2 separate regions of the Homo sapiens genome follow, and region 1 is linked to region 2. A link is a loop called in an ENCODE intact Hi-C map of the cell type or tissue named here. Cell type or tissue: stomach. All regions are shown on one strand. Links, peaks and the distances in the headings refer to the core of each region. The heading gives the core; the rest is flanking DNA.

The links. Peaks named below come from ENCODE experiments on the same cell type or tissue, not always from the same donor. Only the 100,000 strongest peaks of a DNase experiment are listed, where the experiment ranks them.
Region 1: it touches region 2 in a loop (1.9-fold over the local background); 27 of 110 quality-filtered maps call a loop at or near these places.

Annotation. Positions count from the first base shown.
Region 1 is chr20:58,372,183-58,377,565 of GRCh38, forward strand. No RefSeq gene overlaps it. Among named protein-coding and RNA genes, the nearest start is that of VAPB, 14 kb to the right of the region's middle. RefSeq lists an enhancer at 676-1,177. In stomach, for the core only: no CTCF peak of the experiment used is centred there; no DNase peak of the experiment used is centred there; H3K27me3 peaks cover 1,514 bases.
Region 2 is chr20:58,328,347-58,333,729 of GRCh38, forward strand. The region is part of intron 2 of RAB22A (RAB22A, member RAS oncogene family); the gene reads left to right. Among named protein-coding and RNA genes, the nearest start is that of RAB22A, 21 kb to the left of the region's middle. In stomach, for the core only: no CTCF peak of the experiment used is centred there; DNase peaks (open chromatin) are centred at 2,095 and 2,525; H3K27ac peaks cover 465 bases.

The sequences.
Region 1 (5,383 bases), core at 234-5,233, 44 kb after region 2:
ACAGCCACCTGATGGAAGGAAGAACCCAGCCAACGTGGAAAAGAAAAAAAAAGAAAACTTTACAAGCTCTTCAGCATTCGCTGGAGTGGAGGGATGTGCAAGTTTAAGTTTAAATCCAGAAATTGTGAAGAGAACATTTCAAGAAGTGGAATAAAATTGGACTTACTTGGGATGGTCTCTAGAATGTATGACGGTGGGGTTATTTATTAAAAGGGGCTTCAAGGCCAGATGGAAGACATTCCTCGGTCTTTTGCTGAGTCAGTGAATGTACTTAAACTTTGCCTACCCTCTTCTGTGAGTTGGTGTGTGATTTTACATTGCTAAAGGATAACGTTGCAAACTTTATGAGGCTACTGTGAATAGCTAATGAGGGCAAGCAGTCGGGCTATATAAATCAATATTATTAATTGCACCAATAATAAACATACAAATTCCATTATTAGCCTTAGCATACAACTGCTTGTTACAAAACCATGTACATTTTAGTGCCTGCTTTTTTTTGCCATGGGTCCATTAGGGAATTCTTTATTGTTTTTATATTAAAGCCTAAAAAATATAAAAGCTTGTCTTTATTTTTCATAATGCCGTCATTTCAAAATAGTACACCCACGCATGCATGCATGTACACATATAAACACGAAACGAAGAAAAGAAAAATGACTTAAGTTGCAAAGTAAAATGAGAAAAAGACAAAAGGTTCCTTGTAGCCCCAGCTGCAGGAGAATAATAGGTTCAAAGGGGTTTTACCGAGAGAAATGATGCTCAGAGCAGGGAGCAGAGAGGCTGGGAAGGAACGCAAGGACAGCTGAGGAGGCAGGCGGGGCGCCCTGGAGACGTTGCAGAGAGCACAGCAGCTGCTGAGGCCAGGCAAAGGTTGCATTCCTGCCCTCCCAGGTACCTGCTTTCAAAGGCTGAGCCATCCTCATTTATTATTTGTTTTGTCAAACATTAAAACATTCCTGCCACTGCAAAGTCCTACGTCTTAGACTCCCAGGAATAAATAAATGAAAATCCAGGACACGGTTTCAGGACTCCTACCACGTGCCATGCACTATCACAAGACAAATAAATCAGGACCCCAGTAGGGAATTAATTAATCTTCCAAGAAATGAAGAAATGGGGAGATGGTTCTTTGGGTGATACCTTTCCCACAGGAAGAAATAACAGAAGGTATTTATGACATTTTTCTTTTCCTAGTTGCTGCAAATTAAGAATCACAGGCTTTTACTTAAAAACATGTAAATATTGGAGGAGAGGGGATGTCTTCACAGAGTTCAAAATGATGGTGAAGAACCGGTTTTCAGCCAGGCATGGTGGCTCACGCCTGTAATACCAGCATTTTGGGAGGCCGAGGTGGGCGGGTCACTTGAGGTCAGGAGTTTAAGACCAGCCTGGCCAACATGGTGAAACACCGTCTCTACTAAAACTACAAAAATTAGCCTGGTATGGTGGCACACACCTGTAATCCCACCTACTCGGGAGGCTGAGGCGGTAGGATCGCTTGAACCCAGGAGGCGGAGGCTGCAGTGAGCCAAGATTGTGCCGCTGCACTCCAGCCTGAGTGACAGTGAGACTCCATCTCAAAAAAATAAAATAAAAAATAAAGAACCGGTTTTCAGTGCCCCAATTCCTAGATGTAATTGGGGTATTTGGTACAAGAGGGGTTTACCAACCCCAACTACATGATGAACTTACTTCCTTCACCAAGTACCCAAAGACAGACAAACCCAGCTGCAACAACAGCCTCAGAGAACACAAGAGCTCCCAGGCTCACACATCACACGACCCCCAGATTCTGACATAAGACATAGATTTAGGGACCTCGTTGAAATCCCTGGTGATGTGAGACCCCACGAGTGTGCCATCCTTGTGATAAGAGCTAACATCACTGCAGCAAGAACTTTACTTGCATCCGTTCACTGAGTCCTCCCCAGATCCAAGAGGCAGGAACTTCCATTATCCCCACCGTACAGATGAGGAAGTGGCCGAGGCTCAGACAGCGAGGAAGAGATAATCAGCCAGAAGCTGGCCTGGCCCTCGCAGCTGGCCTTGGTATACTCTCTCCTGTCGAAGAGACACTGACATCAACACAAGGCCACAATTTCACAAGACAATTTCGGCAATGTCACAGGACACTGACCTCACACAAGGCCACTCTGACCATGATGGGTCAAAACATAAACAAGACTTCTCCGTCACTCTAGTCCTTGTGGATGCAATCACAGTATGACCCCAAGTCTTGTTCCCGACAGCACCTAACCAAGAGCAAAGCTCACTTCCTGGACCCCTGCCCTGAAATCACCAATATTATCCCCAATCCCCGAGTCTCTTCTGACCCCTCTTAGGGAACTGCTTCACACTCCCAAAGCGCCCAGGCGGCACTTTGAACTTATTCCCCCACACATGTGTCCTGGGGGTCTTTGTCTGCAAGGCATTGCCAGCAGCCTAAGGCCACACATCTGCTGAGTCACAGCGCTGCGAAGGGCAGGTTGGGACCCAGGCCATCGGTCTACAGAGCCCATGATTTCCCTACTGCCTGATCTGCACAGGGAGCGGTCATAGCAAAGACACATTCCTTTCTCAGCACAAAATGGCAGGGCCTGCTGCGAGCATTTGGATTTCAGGAGAGCGCTGCAGGTACTTTACCTATTGCAGTTACTCTTGTTTGGGGTTTTCCCCTAGATACAAAAGCAAAGTTGTGACAGTCACTTGATAATCTATGGCTCTAAGCATTCCTGGGAGTGGGGAGCAGAAAAATGAAAATGGAGAAACTGAAACTTACAATGCCATGCCACGGTCTCCCCTGCCCTCCCACATTATACCCCTCTCTCTCTCTCTCCCTCCCTCCCTCTATCTCTGTCTCTCCCCCATCTCTCTCTCCCTCCGTCTCTCTTTCCCTCTCTCTCCTCCCTCTCTCTTCCCCCCTCTCTGCTCCATCTCCCTCCCTTCCTCCATCTCTCTCTCTCCCCCCTTACCCCTCCCTTTTCCTCCCTCTCTCTCTCTCTCTTCCTCTTCTCTCTCTCTCTTCCTCCCTCTTTCGTCCGCTCTCCTCCCTCCCCAAATATATATATATATATATATCTCCCTCTCCCCAGCTCTCCCTCCCTCTCTCCCCCTCCCTCTCTTTCTCTCCTCCTTTTTCTCCTCTTTCCTCTCTTTCTCTCCCTCCCTCTGTGTCTCTCTTTCCTTCTCTCTCTGCCATCTCCTTCTCCATCTCTGTCTCTCCCTCCTCCTCCCCCTCCCCCATCCCTCTCTCTCTTTCCCTCCCTCTCTGTCTCTCTCTCTTTCTCTCTCTCCCATTTCCTTCTCCATCTCTGCCTCTCCCTCCCCCTACCCCTCCCTAGCTCTGGCATTCAGGGATTCGTATTTCCTTTCTGATGCTGGCAACCAGAGGCTGCTGCGCAGTTTCTCTTCTCAGACACCCTGCGGTGGCTGACTAGTCAGAAGGACAGTGGAAGAGGGGATTCGAAGCTGCATTTGCAGAGTAAGCACAGTTTCTAATCAGATCAATGAAAATAACAAAGTTTTCCAATGATGCTCTCACTCACTGGTTGCATAATCCTTTGTTAATGTTTATGTATTATTGTCATTTCTTTGGGGTGGCCTGGGGATAGGCAGACAGAAACAACAGGGAGAGGTCTAAGACCCTCGTCCCCAGCCACTCCTTGGTAGGGTCACTCAAGGTTCTGTCTTACTCTGCTTTATCTCCTAGCTAGACAGGGGGAGATGGGGGTCTGCGTGTCTTTTGTCTCTGGGTCCTCGGTGTTCTGCCCCTGTGCCCCTCCACAAATGTCTGCTCAATGAATGAAGGCCGTGAGGTGGAAAATCACCAGGGCTTGGACAAAAGAGAGATTTGCAAATTTGACATACACACTAACAAAACGCATCCCCTGTCCCCTCCCAACTGCCTCAACACACTGGAAATGATCTGTGGGGACCCTGTAAAATCTCCCCACAGTGAATACCATGCTCACTCACTGCCTCATCAAACATTTATCACACGGTTCTTCTGCCTCACACTGCCATGGGGGAACAATGAGGTAAATATGCCGTTCTTACCCCTGAGAAGCGTGGAATCTAATTATCTTCTAGAGATGCTTTGGGGATCTGCTTACTAAATCAATACGAATGATTCGTAATTAGAATATCAATTATTTGTATGCAAATGTGGTCTTCTGGGTGATTGGGGACAAGTCCTAAGGAGCAAAAAAACTTCCCCCACCGTGCCCCCTCAAATTCTTAATTACATTATTTCATTCATTCATCAAACATGTATTGAGCACCTTTTATATGCCAGGCACAGAGATTGGGACCAAGAATCCATCCCCTGGTTGCTCACAGTCAGGAATGAAGAATCAAGGTGTTCGGGGCCTTGGGAGAGAGCTTGCTTCTTGCGGGCAAGGGGAGAAAGCATGAACCTTCTTCCATCCATCCTGACTGACAGCCACCTAGTTTACTGAGACCTTCAGCTGAGGAGCCAGCCCTGCCGGAGTCCTCCTGCCCAAGTCTGGAGGAGCCTCCCTCAACGTGGGCAAGGGTTAGCAATATGATTGCACCCCTTTTTGTAAAGCTATGGGGGTGCCTGGTTCTATGACTACCCCATCCCCCATCCAGGTTCTGAGCTACTGGGTCTGAGTGGGGATTTTTGTTTGTTTGTTTGTTTGTTTTTGTTTTTGTTTTTGAGACAGGGTCTCACTCTGTTGCCCAGGCTGGAGTGGAGTGGCACGATCACAGCTCACTGCAGCCTCAGCCTCCCGGGCTCAAGCAATCCTCCCACCTCAGCCTCCTGAGTAGCTGGGACCAAAGGTGCGCACCACCATACCCAGCTAATTTTCGTATTTTTTTGGTAGAGATGGGATCTCTCTATGTTCCCCAGGCTGGTCTTGAACTCCTGGACTCAAGCAGTCCTCCCACCTCAGCCTCCCAAAATGTTGGGATTACAGGCATGAGCCACCTGGTCTCTGAGTGGGTTTTTTTTTTTTAACAAATCCTGTGTGCCAGCTTGTCCTGAAACTTCAACCCTTGGTGACCCTGAATCTTCATTCATTCATTCATTCATTCATTCATTTCTTCATTTGTTCACACACTCTTCCATTTGTTGAGACTTTGTTATGCTCCAAACCCTTGCCAGGTGCTAGAGGGTAGAGTGTTCAGCAGAGATGGATCAGTCATGGAGCTGGCTCTCTAGTTGGGAGACAGATAGTAAAAAAAATTCACAAATAAGCCCATGCCCCCGACTCTCTCACCATGGCCCCCACTTCTGAGCAACGTTCCCTCATCTGCCCCATGGTCTATTTCATGCAGGTCCTCCATCTCCAGCTTCTCACTGCTCTGGGGCAAGTTACTAAACCTCTTGGTGCCTCAGTGTCCTCATTTGTACACC
Region 2 (5,383 bases), core at 311-5,310:
AAATTTTTTTTATTTTTTGTAGAGACAGGGTCTGGCTATGTTGCCCAGGCTGGTCTCAAACTCCTGGACTCAAGCAATCCTCCTGTCTTGGCCTCTCAGATTGAATTACAGGTGTGAACCAGTGTCCAGCTACATTCTTTATATTGTACTTGCAACTTTTCTGAAGTTGGAGATTATTTCAAATTTTTAAAATGATGGCTATTTTACTGTATTTCCCGCCGCCCCCCACAATGTCATTTAAAGACAACTGGCTATTTGAGGTTTAAAAAAAGATGATAACATTGTGTTGTGGATGCCCTCTTCACAGGATCTAGGATTTCCCAAACCAGCCCTAGCTCTCTTTTCCTCCCTACTTAGGTAGTCCTTACTTTAGTCAGGCTTTGATACACTGCTCTGGGCACCATGGCTCCCTTCCACCTTCCATACTCAAGAATACCTACCTGCTTGGCCTACCTACTAGCAACTCTTGGGCTAAATAATTGTTCAAAAAAAAGAACAGGAAGAAAGGAGGAAGAGCAAAAGTAGTTTTATTTTACACACATATTAGCATTACCATTGCTCTTCATTCCTTCCTGTAGAATTGAGTTTTCATCTGATGACATTTACCGATGGTCTAAAGAATTTCTTTGAGCATTTCATGTATTCAGGGCTGGTGACAAGATCGCCTCGGTATTTGTTTACCTAGGGTAATGTCTGCATTGCATATTCCCTTTTTTTTTTTTTTTGAGGCAGAGCCTCATTCTGTCACCCAGGCTGGAGTGCAGTGGCGCTATCTCGGCTCACTGCAAGCTCCCCGTCCTGGGTTCACACTGTTCTCCTGCCTCAGCCTCCTGAGTAGCTGGGATTACAGGCGCCTGCCACCATGCCCAGCTAATTTTTTGTATTTTCAGTAGAGACGGGGTTTCACCATGTTAGCCAGGATGGTCTCGATCTCCTGACCTCGTGATCTGCCTGCCTCAGCATCCCAAAGTGCTGGGATTACAGGCATGAGCCACGGCACCTGGCTGCATACTCACTTTTGAGGTATGTTTTTGCTAGATGTAGATTTCAGATGTTTTTTCTTTCAGCACTTTACTGTGTCATTCTGTTTTATCCTGGCCTTCGTTGTTTTTGTTGAGTGGCGTCATCCTCCTTCATATTGTTACCCTATATGTAATGCCTTTTCATTCTCTGGCTGCTCTTAAGACCTATTCTTTATCTTTTGTTTTCAGTAATTTACTTTAATATGCTAAATGTGTAATATACTCTGGGTTCACTGCGTTTCTTAGATCTGAAATTTGATTAGTTTTACAAAATTTGGGACATTTGCATCCAAATTGTTTTAAGTATCTGTTTTGCACCATTCTCTTGGTCCTCTTATGGGATTCCAATTGTATGTATGTTAAACTGCTAGATATTATACCACAGGCCATGGAGGCTCTGAGTTTGTGTCCTTTTCCCTACCCCCATCTTTTTCTCTCTATTCTTAACAATCACATAATTTCTCTTGATCTGTCTTTATCTTAGTTGATTCCTCTACAGTGTCTCCAAATCTGTTGGCCCTCTTTAGTCATGGGTTTCACATCCAGGGGTTCCACCAACCACAGATTGAAAGTATCTGGGGGGGAAGAGTCTGTATATGTACTAAACATGTACTAAACATATATACAGACTTTTTTTTCTTGTCATTATTCCCTAAATGATAAAGCAACTATTTACTTAGCTTTTACAGTGTATTAGGTATTGTAAGTAATCTAGAGATGACTTAAAGTATATGAGAGGATACATGTAGGTTATATGCAAATGCTATATCATTTTATACAACAGTTGTGAGTATTTGCAAATTTTTATTCGTGGGGGGTCCTGAAACCAGTCCCCTGCGGATACTGAAGGATGACTATTCTGTTCAGTGTGTCTAATATTTTTCCCCCAGTATTTAGATACTGTCCTTAATTCTAGAATTTTCATTTGGTTCTTTTATATATTTTACATGCATAGTTCCCCCATCTGCTCACTCAATATGACTTTCTTTAAGTCTAGATTATATTTATAGTAGCTGTTTTTAACATCTGTATCTGCTCATTCCAGCGTCTGGATCATCTCAGGATCTGTTACATCTACTTTTTTTTTTCTCTTGACCTTGGGTCACATTTTCTTGGATTATCTAGTAGTTTTTTATATTGTACTGGACACTGCAGAAGATACGCTGCAAAGATTTTAGATTTTCGTATCTTCCACTGAAGAGTGCTGTTTTGTTTTAACAGAATGTTAAATTATGGGCTAATCATCTTGAACTTGTGGAAGCTTCATCTTAACACTTTGTTCAGACGGTTGTGTTGGGATGTCGCCTTATGACAAATCCTTATTCTTGGGACACTATCTTTGCTTCTGAGATATGGCCTACCTCATTATCATTGAAGGTGTCCAGTGAGCCTCTGGATTGGCAGGATTTAAACTCCCAACTTTTCTCCCCTACAGTTGGAAACAACTGAAATCTCTGCTCAGCTCTTTTTTTGGCCTTCCAGCTGTTGCTGTCCATTGGACTCCTTGGCATCTCCCCAGTTGCATGTGCAATTATAGGAATCAGCTGTGGCTCTGAGAGGAGTCTGTGTATGGATTTGCAGCTCCTTCTTTTCTAGAACATCCCCTCTCTATTTCCAGCCACACTGGCAGCCCTGAACCTCATCCTCTGTCACTTCTAGCCAACGCTGGTGGTTTGTCCTCACCTTGATTTTTTATCACTTTCTTCCTCTCTTACTGCATTTCAGCCACATGGCCCTTCTTTTCAAACATTTGAAAAGAAATACAGAGACCCAACTCAAGGTCTCTGTATTTACTGTTTCCTCTTTTTGAAATGTTCTCCCCCCTCTAAATATTGGAATGGTTGGATCTTCTTCCCTTTTAGGATTCCTCCAAGTTTTTGCTATCATCCTATCTCAAATTGCCACTCCAGTCACTATCACCACACAGTGTTTTTTTTAATCTTCGTAGTAAATATTAAAATCTATAATCATCTATTTGTTTATTTATTGTCAGTTCCTGCCACTTGATTATAAGCTGTATGAGAAGAGGAACCGTATCTGAAATGACCACAGACAGCTGTATCCTCAGCCCACAATAGACGCTCAGTAAAAAATTATTATTGAAGATTTTCATAATTATATACATTTATTGTCTATTTAACCAATCTCTTATTGACCGTTCTCTTATCAGCTTTTACCCCCATTATTCCATTGAAACACCATTGTTGTAGAGTTTGACTAAATATAAACCACAAATATAATTCGCTTTTTATTGTATTTGCCCTCTAGAAGTATTTGGCATTATCTTGACTTTTTTTTTTAATCCTTTGGTTTCCTGGGATACGGTTCTGGTTCTCCTTTCTACCTCTTGGGGCTTCCTCCTTCTTGTGTTTCTTGGCTTCAATGTCCACCCCTAAAATGTCACAACAGAATTTCTTGCATAGTCTGTGTCTCTTCCTAGGTGATTTCATTCACACTCAGCACTTTGATGGCCACCTTTCTCTAGTGACTCCAGGTGACGGGTATTTAAACAGAGACACCTGGGACTCCACATATCTACCACTGAACTCCTCTTTCTCCTCGGTCATCCCCAAGTACCTTGTTCTGCCTTGCCATAAGGGAGCATTTAACAAGTCCTTCGTACAACCACTGTAAACAACAACTTAGCAAAAATTATCAAATGTAAGTAGTAATGATAACGATGGGCATATTATATCCTTTAAATGTAATAACTCAGTCCTTTAAACAATCCACTATGCTTTCCAACTCATAAAAAGTCACAAGAGACCATCATTCTCACCCAAACAGCCAAAACAAGCAAGATAAGTTTTTAAAAGCCCATTAGGCAGCTGAGCACACAAAGAAACCTAAATAAACTAAACTTCAATAAGTGATAGACCATTCAGAAGAGAGCCGTAGCTGCTCTCATCCTCTATTGAAACAGAGGGACAGGGAAACTTTGCCATAGATGGGAACAGTTGGGCTCTTAACTGTGGAGACTTGAAGTGGGGCAGGTGAGCTCAGAGCAAACTCTTCACAGGAATTTCTACTTTTGCTGGGCATAGGGTGACAGCAGCCAAGGTGCAAGAATCCATGGGTGGAGCTGCAAAGCAAAGGAATCTCTTAAAAATCTTGATCTGATTCACTGACCCTCTCCTCTGCTGTGTCCAGTCATCTTATAAAATGTCCATATAAAGTCAGATAAGTAGAAAGTATCCAAACTGAAATGCAAAGAGAAGAGAAAGATATTTTTAAAAGACATCCAAAATCTGTAAGGTGCTGTCAGTTTCACAATTGGCTTCCCTGAAAGAAAGGAGAAGGACAAAGGAAAAGAATAATTCAAGAGATAAAAGGTAGGAGCTTTCCACAATTGATGGAAGTGATCAATGTATAAATCTGATAATTTCTGCAAACTCGTCAGGATAAATACAAAACAAACCACAACTCCACAGTCTAGGTATATCATAGTCAAACTGCTGATAACCGGAAATAAAGAGCAGATCTTAAAAGCAATCAGAAGAGGGATAAAAAACATGTTATATACAGGAGGACAGTGATAATAATTATCTCTGACTTTTCAGCACAAACAGTGGAGGTCAGAGTATAATGATACAGCATCTTTAACATAGTTTAAAAATATATATATATAGGCGGGGTGTGGTGGCTCACACCTGTGATCCCAGTACTTCTGGAGGCCAAGGCAAGTGGATCACCTGAGGTCAGGAGTTCAAGACCCAGCCTGGCCAATATGGTAAAACCCTGTCTCTACTAAAAATACAAAAATTAGCAGGGTGTGGTGGCGGGTACGTGTAATGCCAGCTACTTGGGAGGCTGAGGCAGGAGAACCACTTGAACCCAGGAGGCGGAGGTTGCAGTGAGCAAGATCATGCCATTGCACTCCAGCCTGGGCGACAGAGTGAGACTCCATCATAAATAAATAAATAAATAAATAAATAAATAAATCCCGCCAGCTAATTCTGTATCCAGCAATAATTAATTAATTAAACCTGCCAACTAATCTGTATCCAGCAAAAACTTTCTTCAAAAATAAAGGTGAATGGAGACATTTTCAGACAAAAGCTGAGTTTGTCTACAGTAGGCCCATATCAAGAAATATTAACAGGAGCCTATTTCATCCAGCTAAAAACACTATTGGCTTTAAATATATATGTAACAATTATATTGTTTGTTTGTAACATATGAAGAAGTTAAGTAACAGGCAACAGGAGCACAATGGATGGGAGGGAAATATATGAATATGTGGAATTCAGCTGGCAGAGTCTTACATTGTTCATGAAATAGTATAATATTTGGAAGTAGATTGAAATTTAAAGATGCATACTGTAATCTCTAGAGAAACTATTGAAAAAATAGAGACACAC